Regions from separate parts of the Homo sapiens genome. Here region 1 is linked to region 2. A link is a contact called in ENCODE Hi-C or POLR2A ChIA-PET data. All regions are on one chromosome and are shown on one strand. Each heading gives the region's core, a stretch centred on a gene start or an enhancer-like site at or near the end of the contact. The rest is flanking DNA. Distances are from core to core; before and after follow the strand shown. Region 1 holds the start of CAPZA1 (capping actin protein of muscle Z-line subunit alpha 1). Region 2 holds the start of PRPF38B (pre-mRNA processing factor 38B).

What was found. Hi-C counts contacts between places; a loop is a spot of excess contacts on that map. ChIA-PET counts read pairs that join two places held with the same protein, here RNA polymerase II (POLR2A). Pooled maps may share reads with other maps.
Region 1: a map of naive thymus-derived CD4-positive, alpha-beta T cell shows a loop between it and region 2 (9-fold over the local background). The contact joins the promoter of CAPZA1 here to the promoter of PRPF38B in region 2. A Hi-C loop is called at or near these places in 1 of 168 maps with a recorded cell type or tissue (naive thymus-derived CD4-positive, alpha-beta T cell) and 9 of 50 pooled maps. POLR2A ChIA-PET finds 5 or more read pairs at or near these places in 1 of 52 experiments (CD4-positive, alpha-beta T cell).

What each region holds. Positions count from the first base shown.
Region 1 is chr1:112,618,298-112,624,320 of GRCh38, forward strand. CAPZA1 (capping actin protein of muscle Z-line subunit alpha 1) reads left to right here and starts at 1,535. Exons shown (of 10, transcript NM_006135.3): 1 at 1,535-1,586. The coding sequence starts at 1,548. ST7L (suppression of tumorigenicity 7 like) reads right to left here and starts at 844. Exons shown (of 15, transcript NM_017744.5): 1 at 612-844. The coding sequence starts at 816. RefSeq lists enhancers at 808-907, 1,016-2,215, 1,368-1,817.
Region 2 is chr1:108,689,272-108,695,901 of GRCh38, forward strand. It overlaps PRPF38B (pre-mRNA processing factor 38B), which reads left to right and starts at 3,039. Exons shown (of 6, transcript NM_018061.4): 1 at 3,039-3,596; 2 at 6,431-6,499. The coding sequence starts at 3,321. RefSeq lists enhancers at 2,691-2,880, 2,818-3,378, 2,961-3,290, 3,941-4,501.

The sequences.
Region 1 (6,023 bases), core at 285-2,784, 3.9 Mb after region 2:
GAAAGAACTAGCAAACCCACTGTTGTTTGTGGCGCTCTCACTTCCTGTACTATTTTATTACTCAAGATAAGCCTAAAAGAACAGACAAAACTATCACGAAAACGATTTCTTAACAGAACTATTTTAAAACAAGAGAATCCTCAATTAAAATCATGCCATTTTCTTTCTCTGAAATCTTTAAATTACAGATGTGCTCATCTTTGTTGCCTGGATATGAGTTCTTTCAGCTGGGCAGCGGGAGACTCAAAGTAGTGACTTTTAAGGGATCCTACCAGAGGTGGGGGAGCCAATATAAATTACGTATCCTAATCTGAGACACTCTTCTGTCCTAATACCTGAAGCTTATAGCTTGTCAGGTGGCTTTTCCATGGAAAAACGAGGACATAAGAGAGAGGGCGGACCTTAAGAGTTCTACGGAGGAGCCGGTAACGGCAGCAGGCTTGTCAATCAACTGCAAGGTTGCAGCCCAAAAGAAAAAGAACTCACTTGATCGCTCATCATCGACTCCTCAGAGGCCCTCTAGGACTACCGAGAATCTCTTGCCCTTTGGCTCTTGCCCCCGACATCTCTCCTGGCCCCCCGCCCTGCCCCAGGAGGTCTGGTCCTCTCACCCGCTGCCAAATTCTCACACAGCCTCAAAGGGATCCTCAGGGCGTAAAGCAGCCCCAGCCCCGCCACGAACCACAACGAGGCCCCAGTCCCCGCCAGCCCGGCCCGCAGTCGCTCCCTCCAGCCTAGCGTCGGGTTTAGGCCAGGGACAGATGCAGGAGACGCTCCAACAGCTGCGGCTTCACCCACGCCGCCACGGTCCGCCATCTTGCCGCTATCGCAGGCGCCAGGAGCTGGGAGGGGAGAAGGACAGGAAACCGGGAGTCGGGAATCCTGGGATAGTGGCGGACCTGAAGTTGGCCTCTGTGAAGGCTGAGTCCTGGGGAACCGGGACCGAGAAGATTTCGAAGGTGGAGGAGCGTGTCTCAAGATTGGGGCTACCTGTTCTTTCGTGGGGCAGGGAAGGGGCGGACAGCAGCGCCTATTCTGGAGGAACTGGACTGAGATGTGACCCCGAAGTGTTACCGCTTCCAAACGAAATGAGGGTCACCTTTCACACCGCCCCCCCCCCGGGGTTGGAAAAGCCACCGATCGTTCCAGCTGCCGAGCAGCTCTTAAAGCTTTGGATTCGGCTGTCGTGGAGATAACGGGCACCAGAAAAACTTGTAGGAGTAGCAACAGCTATTTGGTCGGATGGAGGCCAGAAGCCAAGAATAATCGAAACACGCTGCCAGCGCCCATTAGATGGATGGGAAATGAGTGTAACTCATTGGGAAAGATATTAGACTTCAAATCACCTAAGGCAAACCCTACTTCCTGGGGCGCGGGCGCGGGCGCTGGCGTTAGGAGACGTCACTCCCGCGCATAACTGACATGGGGCCCTCTTGGTCGGCGTTTCCGGGCGGGTCCTTCCGACGGCCGCCGCGGTGATTCCATCACTCGGCTTTCTTCCCGGCCTGCCTCGCGCCCGTAGCCGGGCTGGGCCAGAACAGCCCAAGATGGCCGACTTCGATGATCGTGTGTCGGATGAGGAGAAGGTAAGGGGTCCGCCTCTCTCTCTTACCTCCTCCCCCGACAGGGAACTGGGGCCCGGCCCGGCTGCGTTGGGAGCCTAGCAGTGTCCCCAGGAAAAAGAAGCTTCTTGGTCCATGCTGACATACGCTCTCCGCAGTCGGGACGCTTCCCTCTTAGGGGGCTTTCCTCTGCCTCACGGTGGCCCCAGTTCCTCGTTCCTCGACTCTCCTTTTCTCTCAGGCCTGAGGCACAGCCCAGGGGCCTCCCTGCAAGGGAACAGACGTTTCCTTTATTGGATCGTGACTGTGGACTTTTTTCTGTAATTTTGCGAGAGGGTGGTGGTTATGTTGCGACATATCAAAAAGCAGTTATTTTACCGCCTTTAGCAGTTGGGGCTCACCCCATCCCCCCATTTGTAGATATAATTGGGGTTAGTTTAGGGCGAGTCACTTCCTGGTCAGGATGGCCTCTTAACTTCCCTTTTGCTCCTCCTTCCTCAGGAAGTGATTTTGCTGTCACGACTCTTCGACAAGGAGAGGTCCCAAATGTTGTCCATCTCCCTACACATGCACTACTTTTCTCCTGTACTGTCGCCTGTCTGATTCGCTATAATAAATCTGTGAGCCTCAGGGCATTTGCTTCAGAATTTGAACACCAGTCTTTCCCTATAGACACATCCCTTTTAACGATAATTTTTGAAAATTTTGTTTCTTGTTAACAAATCTAGAATAGCTGATGGATTTTCTTAACCTCCAGAAAGGTTTTCTGTAACACATAATAAACCTTATGTTAACACGTTCAAGACTGAACAAAGCATCCTGCCTTCTTTGATGCTCCACTGTGGAGTCTTTGATCAGTTGAATTTGTCAGTGTGCATTTTGTATGCTCATTTCTTGAAAAGGGTCTTAAATACAAGAGCACATTCTAAGGTGGAATAACTTTTCTTCTGACAGTTGCACAGTTTCATAACAGTTTGTCAGGCTTTTCAGTAAGTACATGGTTTTAGGGCACGTAGAACTTAGAATGACCTCACAAGGCAACTTATTGGACAAGAATTATGACATTTGTCTCCCACTGTGGCTATTAGAAAATGTGTCCCCTTGAGTGCTCTGTAAATCTACCTGGGTGTTTTTTTCAATAAGAAGTTGGGATGGGAAGGGGACTGTTATGATCCATAAGTCCTCTGTACGGAATAACTTGATATATGTAGATATGGCATGCCATTTTGAAATGTTTAACAAGCCATTGACAACAGCGTTAGATTTTCTCTTATTTGGAAACTGATCTTCATACATGTTTAAGATTTAGGACAAAAACATTTATGTATAAGCCTATGCTGGAAATCGATCTATAATAAATTGTTCTAAGGCAAATAGTTACTATTCAAATAAAATTAAGCAAAAATCCTGTTACAATACAACTAAACAATTTTTTTTTTTTTTTGAGACGGAGTCTCGCTCGGCTCACTGCAACTTCCGCCTCCCTGGTTCAAATTATTCTCCTGCCTCAGCTTCCCGAGTAGCTGGGATTACAGGCACCCGCCACCAAGTCCAGCTAATTTTTGTATTTCTTGTAGAGAGTGGGTTTCGTCTTGTTGCCCAGGCCGGTCTCAAACTCTTGGGCTCAAACGATCCATCCGTCTTCGCCACTTAAAGTGCTGGGATTACAGGCGTAAGCCACCGCGGCCGGCCAAAATTTCACAAATAATTTAAATAATAAACTTTTAAGTTTATTGTGCCTACCTGATACACATTGACCAGTGTTGTTGGATTTTTGTCTTTGATACCAGGTTAGAATGCCTTTAATTAAACTTGGGAAAATATATATTTTAAAATGCCAATTAAGATGCCTTTAGATACTGGCAGTGTTTTAATTAATAACATTAATGTCTTGGGTTATGGTTTTTTTTTTTTTTTTTTGAGATGGAGTCTCGCTCTGTCACCCGGGGTGGTGTGCAGTGGTGCGATCTCCGCTCGCTGCAACCTCTGCCTCTCTGGTTCAAGCGATTCTCCTGCCTCAGCCTCTCGAGTAGCTAGGATTACAGGCGCCCGCCACCAAGCCTGGCTAATTTTTTGTATTTTTAGTAGAGACGGGGTTTCACTATGTTGGCCAGGCTGGTCTCGAACTCCTGACCTCATGATCTGCCCGCCTTGGCCTCCCAAAGTGCTGGGATTACAGGCGTGAGCCACCGAGCCCAGCCAGTATTGTTTTTTTTAATAGCAGATCTGTGACCAGTTTCCTCTTCTAGCATACTTTTTTTGTTGCCAAGTATATTTTAATATTGTTTTTTATCTTTGTTACATTTTCTAAAGGCAGTGAACCTTTAGAAAATTTGGTGATAATGGACTCTTAGTTTCCTTGTAAATATTTATGTAAAAGCTAGTAATATCATCTATTCTCATAACTGCTGAAGTTTTTTTAATCACTTTATAAAGAGGAAGTTGGGTTTTGTTACCTGAAATGGTCATGATGAGCTGTCTAAATAAAACAGGAAGTTGAAAGTGTAATAACTTTTAGAAATAAATCTTTTAGTTGTAGCTTTGAGTTCACAGTTTCTGAGAATGAACTTGAGCTCTTTAGTTACATGCTTAGCAAGACCAAGATACTATAATTAGGAATCCTGAAATATGAGATGAATTACTTCTTTGGGTTCTTTTCATTGTCTATTTCCTTTATTTCATTCAACATTTGTAAAACATAAAAGCAAAGAGAATTTTGGGGGGCTGGAAAAAAGTGTGACTAGCATATTTTTTCCCTTCAGCCTAACTAGTGGAATATTTGTGTACAATTTCAAAAGTATGGTAATTGAGAAGTCATGCTTTCAGTTTAGACAATGCTTTCAGTAATAAGATAAAGTTTTCAGTATTAAGAAAAACTACATGCTTTCAGTTTAGACAATGGTAGTGGTGTTAAGGCATTTTTGAGAAACAAGTTTATCAAAATTATTTAGTAGAGCAGTAGAAAATGTTGTAAATAGATGAAATATGAGGGCTTTGTTAGAGCACATGAAAAATATTTTATACTTTTTTTTTTTTTTTTTGAAACGAAGTCTTGCACTGTCTCCCAGCGGGCTGGAGTGCAGTGGTACGATCTCGGCTCACTGCAACCTCCACCTCCTGAGTTCAAGTGATTCTCCTGCCTCAGCATCCCAAGTAGCTGGGATTACAGGCACCTGCCACCACACCCGGCTAATTTTTTGTATTTTTAGTAGAGACAGGGTTTCAATATGTTGGTCAGGCTAGTCTCAAACTCCTGACCTCGTGATCCGCCTGCCTTGGCCTCCCAAAGTGCCGAGATTGCAGGCGTGAGTCACTGCACCTGCCAAATATTTATGCTTTTAAACTGGATCCTTGATTATGTATTACCTCCTTAATTTACTAGTTACCATTGTAGGATAAAGCAAGCCCTAAAGATTGTTTGGTGTGGCTGTTTTCTAACAAGTCATCAATTAATATTAAAACTGTCATTCTTCCATCTTCACTTTTCAGTTAGTTTTGCTGAGAGGTATTCATATAATCTGTTAAGACATCCTAGGACAGGCCGGGCCCAGTGGCTCACGCCTGTGACCCCAACACTCTGGGAGGCCGAGGCAGGTGCATCATCTGAGGTCGGGAGTTTGAGACCAGCCTGACCAACATGGAGAAACCCCATCTCTACTAAAAATACAAAAATTAGCTGGGCGCAGTGGCACATGCCTGTAATCCCAGCTACTCAGTAGGCTGAGGCAGGAGAATCGCTGGAACCTGGGAGGCGGAGGTTGCGGTGACCCGAGATCACGCCATTGCACTCCAGCCTGGGCAACAGGAGCGAAACTCCGTCTCAAAAAAAAAAAAAAAGAAAAGAAAGCCCGGGCGCGGTGGTTCATGCCTGTAATCCCAGCACTTTGGGAGGCCGAGGCGGGTGGATCACGAGGTCAGGAGATCGAGACCTGACCTCAGGAGATCGAGATCCTGGCTAACGCAGTGAAACACCGTCTCTACTAAAAATACAAAAAAATTAGCCGGGCGTGGTGGCAGGTGCCTGTAGTCCCAGCTAATCGGGAGGCTGAGGCAGGAGAATGGTGTGAACCCGGGAGGCAGAGTTTGCAGTGAGCCGAGATTGTGCCACTGCACTCCAGCCTGGGTGACAGAGCAAGACTCCATCTCAAAAAAAAAAAAAAAGAAAAAAGAAAAGAAAAAGAAATCCTAGGACAGGAGCATAAAGCCTAATAAGCAGGTGCAAACTCACATGTCCAGTCTTGTTAGTAGTACTGATTTATCATAATTTCTTCCAGAACACTTAGCTGTTTTATTACGACCAGGCTTAATGCTAAACAAAGTAGTGTAAATTTGTCAGAAAATTCAGATCCCAGGTTTTTCTGATTATGTAGCCATGCTTTTTTCACTATACTTTTCTTTTCCATATAGGTATGAATGAAAAACCAGAGTAGAGACATCCATTTAGTGGATTATAAATGAGGT
Region 2 (6,630 bases), core at 1,789-4,288:
ATACCCATTACAATGGCTAAAAAAAAATGTTCTGTTTTCCTTTTTAGAGACAAGATTTCTCTGTCACCCAGACCGGAGTGCAGTGTTGGGATCATGGCTAACTGCAGTCTCAAACCCCTGGGCTCTAGTGATCCTCCCTCTTGCGCCCCTGAGTAGCTGGATCTACAGGCAAGCACCACTACACCTGGCTAGATTTTTATTTTTTTGTAGATGGGTATTACTACATTGGTCCGGGTGGTCTCAAATTCCTGGCTTCAAGGGATCCTCCCTCCTCAGCCTCCCAAAGCACTGGGATTACAGGTGTGAGCCACTGCTCCCAGCCAGAATAGCTAAAACTAAGTGTTGGTGAGGTTATGGAGCAACTGGAACTGTCATACACTGCTGGTGGGAATGAAAAATGTACAACCATCTCAGCAAACAGTTTGGCTATTTCATAAGTGCTGGGTGAGGTGTCAGAGCCCTAGCACTAGAAAGTGGTCAACTCACGGGTTGGTAAGAATTTACAGACAACAGTATAGGTTTAAAAAGGAAACTTCTATTAAATAGAATGCTGCAAAAGAGTGCAGCGGGGCGCCTCAGAAAGAGAGGACTGAGTGTGCCAGTGAATTTTTCCTTAGGGATATTTATGGACCTCAAAGAGGGAGCTTACGGGCAATTTGGACCATATTAGCCATGTAGGTCATGATAAGTGATTACATTTGTAGACATTCTGGTGCCTTAATGTCAGCAAGGGTCACACAATGAGTTTTGATATGCATGCATTCAAGAGATGTATAGAAATTCTAGTTACTTATAAATTTTGGGGAAAAAAAACTGGAACCAGATGCCTGTGTTACATAACAGGAAAGTCTAATTACTTCTGAATTCCTCAGATAAGAAGTTTTTGTCTCCAGGGCCTGCTGGATGGTCACCAGGTAATTTTGCTCTGGTCATTTTCCCCTGACAAATAACTTGGTCAAATCTTGGACCCTTTATATTCCCCCATGCTCAAGTCAGCCTGTTGCATATCATGGTCTCAAGAAAGAGAAAATAGCATAGTGAAGAGGGATGTCAAGTCTATCTGGCTACTTCCTGCTGAAAGAGGGCTCTCCAGCCTGGGCCAGAGAGTGGGACTCTGTCTCAAAAAAAAAAAAAAAAAATCCAGACAGTCTAGTCACAAATGTTCACAGCATTTTCAACAACAATTTGTGTTGTTTCTAATTTGGGGCTATTACAAATAAAAATGCTGTTCCCATCAATGATTAGATAAACAAAATAGTGATAAATCCATACAACTGAATACTAATCAGTAATTAAAACAAAACACAACCTGCTGATACATGCAATAAGGAGGCAAAAAAAAAGAGAACACTGTGTGGGGATAATGATTTCATTTATTTAAGATTCAAGAAAATGCAAACTAGTCTCTACTGACAGAAAGTGGTTGCTTCGGTATGAGGTTGGAAAGAGAGATGGATTACAAAGGGCACAAGAAAACTTTTGGGATTGACAGAAGATTATGTTTATTGTAGTAGTGGTTTAATGGGTATACATATATGTCAAAACTGATCAAACCAAACTTACGGCTTTATATATGTGCAGCGTAGAGGTCTTCAATTATAACTGAATAAAGTTTTCTAAAAAATGGGGATAAAAATAACATCTTCAGCCTGTTGTAGGGATTCACTGAATATGTTAAAGCACTTTATCATAATACCTGGCTCCGAGTTTGATGCCGCTGACACTTAGATATCAAACTCAACCTCTCTACCAAGCTCTTCATCCAAACAGACTAGGGGTAAAGACTGTCTAAGACTATACAGAAAGATCATGTATCTGAGGAATTAAAAATAGGGCATAAGATTTGGCAATGTGTCACTCGGCAAACTCAATAAACTAGTATTATCAAGGCAAAAAATATATACACAAAAAGAACTGGGTTAAAAAAAATTTTTTCTATGGACTTTTAACGTGATAACTCATGACACAGGGGTTAGGATCTTCAGTTTTCCTTTGGAAGTTAATAAAAACCACTATAGAGAAAAACAAGATTTGCTAGTAAGAAGGTGAAAACTGCTTCTCCTCTCAGGGTTCTAGTTCTCTTGCAACCTAAAACAAAGGAACCAGACAGGATATCCACTTTCGTACCGTACAGCTCCAAACACTAATCAATCACTCCATTCACTTATCTTTTCTATTTCCTTGTATTCTGTCAAACAACTGTCTCTTGGTTTAAATACTTTTCTGCTGGTCTTCGCTCTCTCTCTCTCCTCTTCTGGTTTATTTTCATCCAGATGTGGATTTTCCCCAAAGTTTCCATCTTATCCTTTTCTCCTCCTGTGTATGCGCCACTGAAGTCAAGATTGCCACATTCAAACTCCCCACACATTCACACACCCACTCCCAATATACAGTATCTCGCCCAATGTTTATCACTCCGGATACATTCCTAGAATCCAAAGATCTGGAGCAGGGAGAAAAAGAAAAGGCGCCTACCAGATGCCTGGAACAGTCTACTAGGCACTACAAGTACATTAGCTCTTTCAATGCTCACAACAGCCCAGCCAGATGTTATCTCAATCTTACGGATGAATAAATTTAAGACTTCTGGCTGGACACTAGAGGCTGGCGAAGTACGTGACCTTTGATCAGAATCTCCTGGAGGAGTGGGGTCCCTGACCATTGTACCTTCCAGAGAACCTTAAAACTGAGATCCCAGGAGACCCCTCTCGGATACTCTGCAGAAGTCAGAGTGACGATATTAGCAAGCACACCGCAGCCATGCGAACCCTTCCTGGCTCAGCTCCCGACAAAAGAAATCAAGCCCCCAGTCAAAATACAACAACAACGGATTAGGCCTACAACCCTCTCCCCCGGCCCCCAAATTCTCAGGAGAAATCCCCTAAGAGTCAGGTACGGAGGTCACTGCAGCGACTTCAGCGTGCAGAGAACGCGGGGACCTAGGAAGAGGACGCTCCAGCCCAACTGAGCGTCTCTGATTGGCCGCCAGCTCAGCTTGGAACGCTGGGGTGCGTGGCGTCATATCCGCCGGGCCCGCCATCTTGTTCCCAGGGGCAGTTGGCGGAAGAGATCGAGCTCCCTGGCTGCCGGCTCGCCTTCTGCGTGGAGTTCTCGCGGTCTGGGTTTCGCTGTCTGCTCTTGGCCCGGGGTCATTTTGTCGGCGTCGGGTGCCCTCTCTTGCCCAGCTGGGGCACAGCGAGGCGGCCCCTTCTCCCGACGACGTTCGATGGAGTAGGGTCCCAGACCGTTGTCCCGAAGAGCGAGATCGAGCTTGGCCCCCTCCCCCCCCTCCTTCCCTCCCTCCTTCCTTCCGCCGCAACATGGCTAACAACAGCCCCGCGCTGACAGGCAACTCGCAGCCGCAGCACCAGGCGGCTGCAGCTGCGGCTCAGCAACAGCAGCAGTGCGGCGGCGGCGGCGCTACCAAGCCGGCGGTCTCCGGCAAGCAGGGCAATGTGCTCCCGCTCTGGGGCAACGAGAAGACCATGAACCTCAACCCCATGATCCTGACCAACATCCTGTCGTCGCCTTACTTCAAAGTACAGCTCTACGAGCTCAAGACCTACCACGAGGTGGTGGACGAGATCTACTTTAAGGTACGAAGTGTGTAGGCCTTGGCTTTGGGGGTAAGTTCGGAAGAGGGGGTATGGAGGAAACGGGCGAAGGCGGCCCCCGAAATCTGAAGATTTGTGGGTGGGGGAAGGTGGTTCGGCGGAGGGGTGGCTGCGGCCTGTAGTGTGTCTGGGAGGGGTCGGACTGGGGCCGCCCTCTCGTTTCCATTTTAGATTTTTAGGGCCGGGAGAGCCCGCCACTATTGATCTCTCTCCTCCCCCAACCTCCTGCCCACCCCTGGGGGGAGTTGGGCAAGAGGGATGGGGGAGAGGAGGAAAGAGTAACAGAAGCCTTTCCAGTTTACAGCTTTAAAATTATTCCTTTTGACGTGGATCTGCTGAGCGCCAACTTGTTGGTGCTTCTCCCGCTCACCCCTGGCCAGGGCGTGTAATGACTTCAGTATTGGCCTCGTGTTGTTGGTACTCACTATCCGATCCAGGCAGGGAAATGGTCAGTGCGTGTGTGTCGGGTGGGGTGGGGGGATGAGGGTGGAGAGGTGCCATTTCAAGAGGTGTACAGAAGGCCTGGAAATTTTCCCAGCAGGAAGTCAGGAGTAAGAGGTCTCAGCCACCTGTGCATTGGGCTAATTTAGAATTATCTGGGCCCTGGGCTTCTGCGGCAGGGTCGGTGCTGGCTTGGCTGTGCTGGGGAGCTCACCTGGCGCCTCCTCACTGCACTCTTGTCTCAGTTCTTGTTTCGTTAGCAGGATTGACTCAGTCTTGCAGCGAGGCTCGGAGCAGCCCAGGGTCGCAGGTAGAGGTATGCACTATTAATCATGCTCAATCGCCATAAATGCATTTCCCTGGTTAAATGAACGACTAATTAGATTTTTGTGGGTTTTTTTGGCCATTGCTTTTGGTCCTTCACCAATTAGGTAGGCTTTTTCCACTTCCCTGCAAATTATGTAGTATAAAAAATACCTTCCAGGCCTCCGAAAGTTAATTTCTATTTTAAAGAATATTAATAATAGCCTTAGTGGTCTTTAAAAATTTTATCCGGAGCATCTAATACACAATCCATTTTTGTCTATATTCACTCTTAAAAACTTGACAGACCGCACAAAGTGTTTTCTATCATTTGAACGTATGTGTAGAGATGGTAACAAAAGGACATTCTCTTTTGTCTTGCCCACCTTTTCCCCCAGTTGAGTAATTAGGTTATTGAAGGATTTTGAGAGATTAGTTGCTTTTTATAGAAAACATCTCTTGAATACAGTTCAACTTTGGGTTGATAAAGTACACAAATAAATTTGGAATCCTCTTACGAGAGTAGGTCTGATTGTAATTCTATGAATTAGTTTTTTTAGCTTTTAAAAGGTAAGACCTTTTTAGCATGGATACAGTATGGTGAATAACATTTAATCCTTAGCTTTATTTATGCAGTAAACTTTAAACAGTTGAAAATTGGGTTCCTGCTCTTTCTGCGGCAGGTTCTGTTTTCTAACATAGGCAAAATGTTAATGTAATAGAGGAAAGTCTCGTTTTTAAGTTTCAAATGTGTTTTGAAACAAGATTCTACCAGGAATTGTTTTTAAATTCCGTTAAAAAACTAAAGACCCAGTTTTTTTACTAATATTAAGAAGACTTAAGACTTTCAGATCAAATACTCACTGAAATTTATAAGTTTCCAACTTTGTAATTTTATTTTGTATGCATCCAGCCCTGCCTTTGGCTAGCTTTTAAGGAATTGAAACATCTTTTACATGGCAATCTGTGGGGAAGAAAGGAAACGTTAAAGCACTGCAAAATAGTGTAGTGCTTAAACTTACATGCACGCTTTTCTATCTAAAGCCATTGTTCAGGACTACAAAATTTACCATGTGGGTGGAAATAGAATTTTAGAAATATGCAGTGAAAAAACAGGATTTTTTTTTATGTTTTTAAAAAAAAACAAAGATGGGTCTTCCCAAAAGACCTTTTTGGATTCTATTTTAGAGTTAATATTCTTTTGTTGTTGTTGCTGTTGTTGTTGCTATTTTTAGATAAGGACTAGTTTTTGTAAGATGTTCCTCTTAGCAAATATGATACTGTATCATCTTTGATGATACTTAGTATATGCCAGTGACTATTCACACTCAGTTTTTGACACAATTTATATTCTGGGGAATAATTGGATTGGTTCACACATAATTAGGCTGAAGCTTAATTACAACAATGATCTCTGTAAGTGTGGCCTTTGTAATTTTATCTTTAATCAGGAATAAACCTGACCCTGGTGGAAAAAATGTACAAATAAAAAGTTCCATAATTTTGCATCACAAGTAACTCGTTACTGTTTTAGAAAATTTTCTTCAAGTAATTTTCCTTAATTTTATAATGTAGATTTTAAATTACAATAAAATTGAACTATTGAAGGTGTTTTGAAGTTTTTAAATTAATGCTTAACGTTAATACTTTTTGCTTTAAATTGGAGACTTAAATCCATTTTTAAAGGAAAATGTTAAGCAACCCATAAGTTAAATTGTCAAATATTATCAAAGTTAAAATATTACCAAATAGTTTTTGCAACCAAGTGAGACTATAGAAATTTTCTGACTCCCAGATGTAGATATCAGCTCTTTATAAAGCTAGTTGAGTGGGATTTCTCCTCTGCAAAGCTATTAAGGTTTTGTTAAACCCTAGTAGCTTTATGGGTGCTGTCTAAATGTCTAAGCAGTTTTTCCAAAAATGATTTACACACTTAATATCAGTAAACATATACTTAATGCCAAAATAATTTTGGAAGAGCTGCTCTATTATGGACTTGGGTTTACTTTTATCAGGCTTTTAAACAAATTCAAAGTATGAATGTTTGTTGTGTTCCTCTTTTCTATTTTCAGGTCACGCACGTTGAACCATGGGAGAAAGGAAGCAGGAAAACAGCGGGCCAGACAGGGATGTGCGGAGGGGTAAGTAGAAGTACGTGCATTTTTCAGTTTTTCTGTGTCTAATAACTAAGTTTATATTTAGAGAACTAGAGGCCTGTCAATTATACACTTGAGTGACAATTTTTTTAATCCAAATTCAAGTGTTCAGTGAA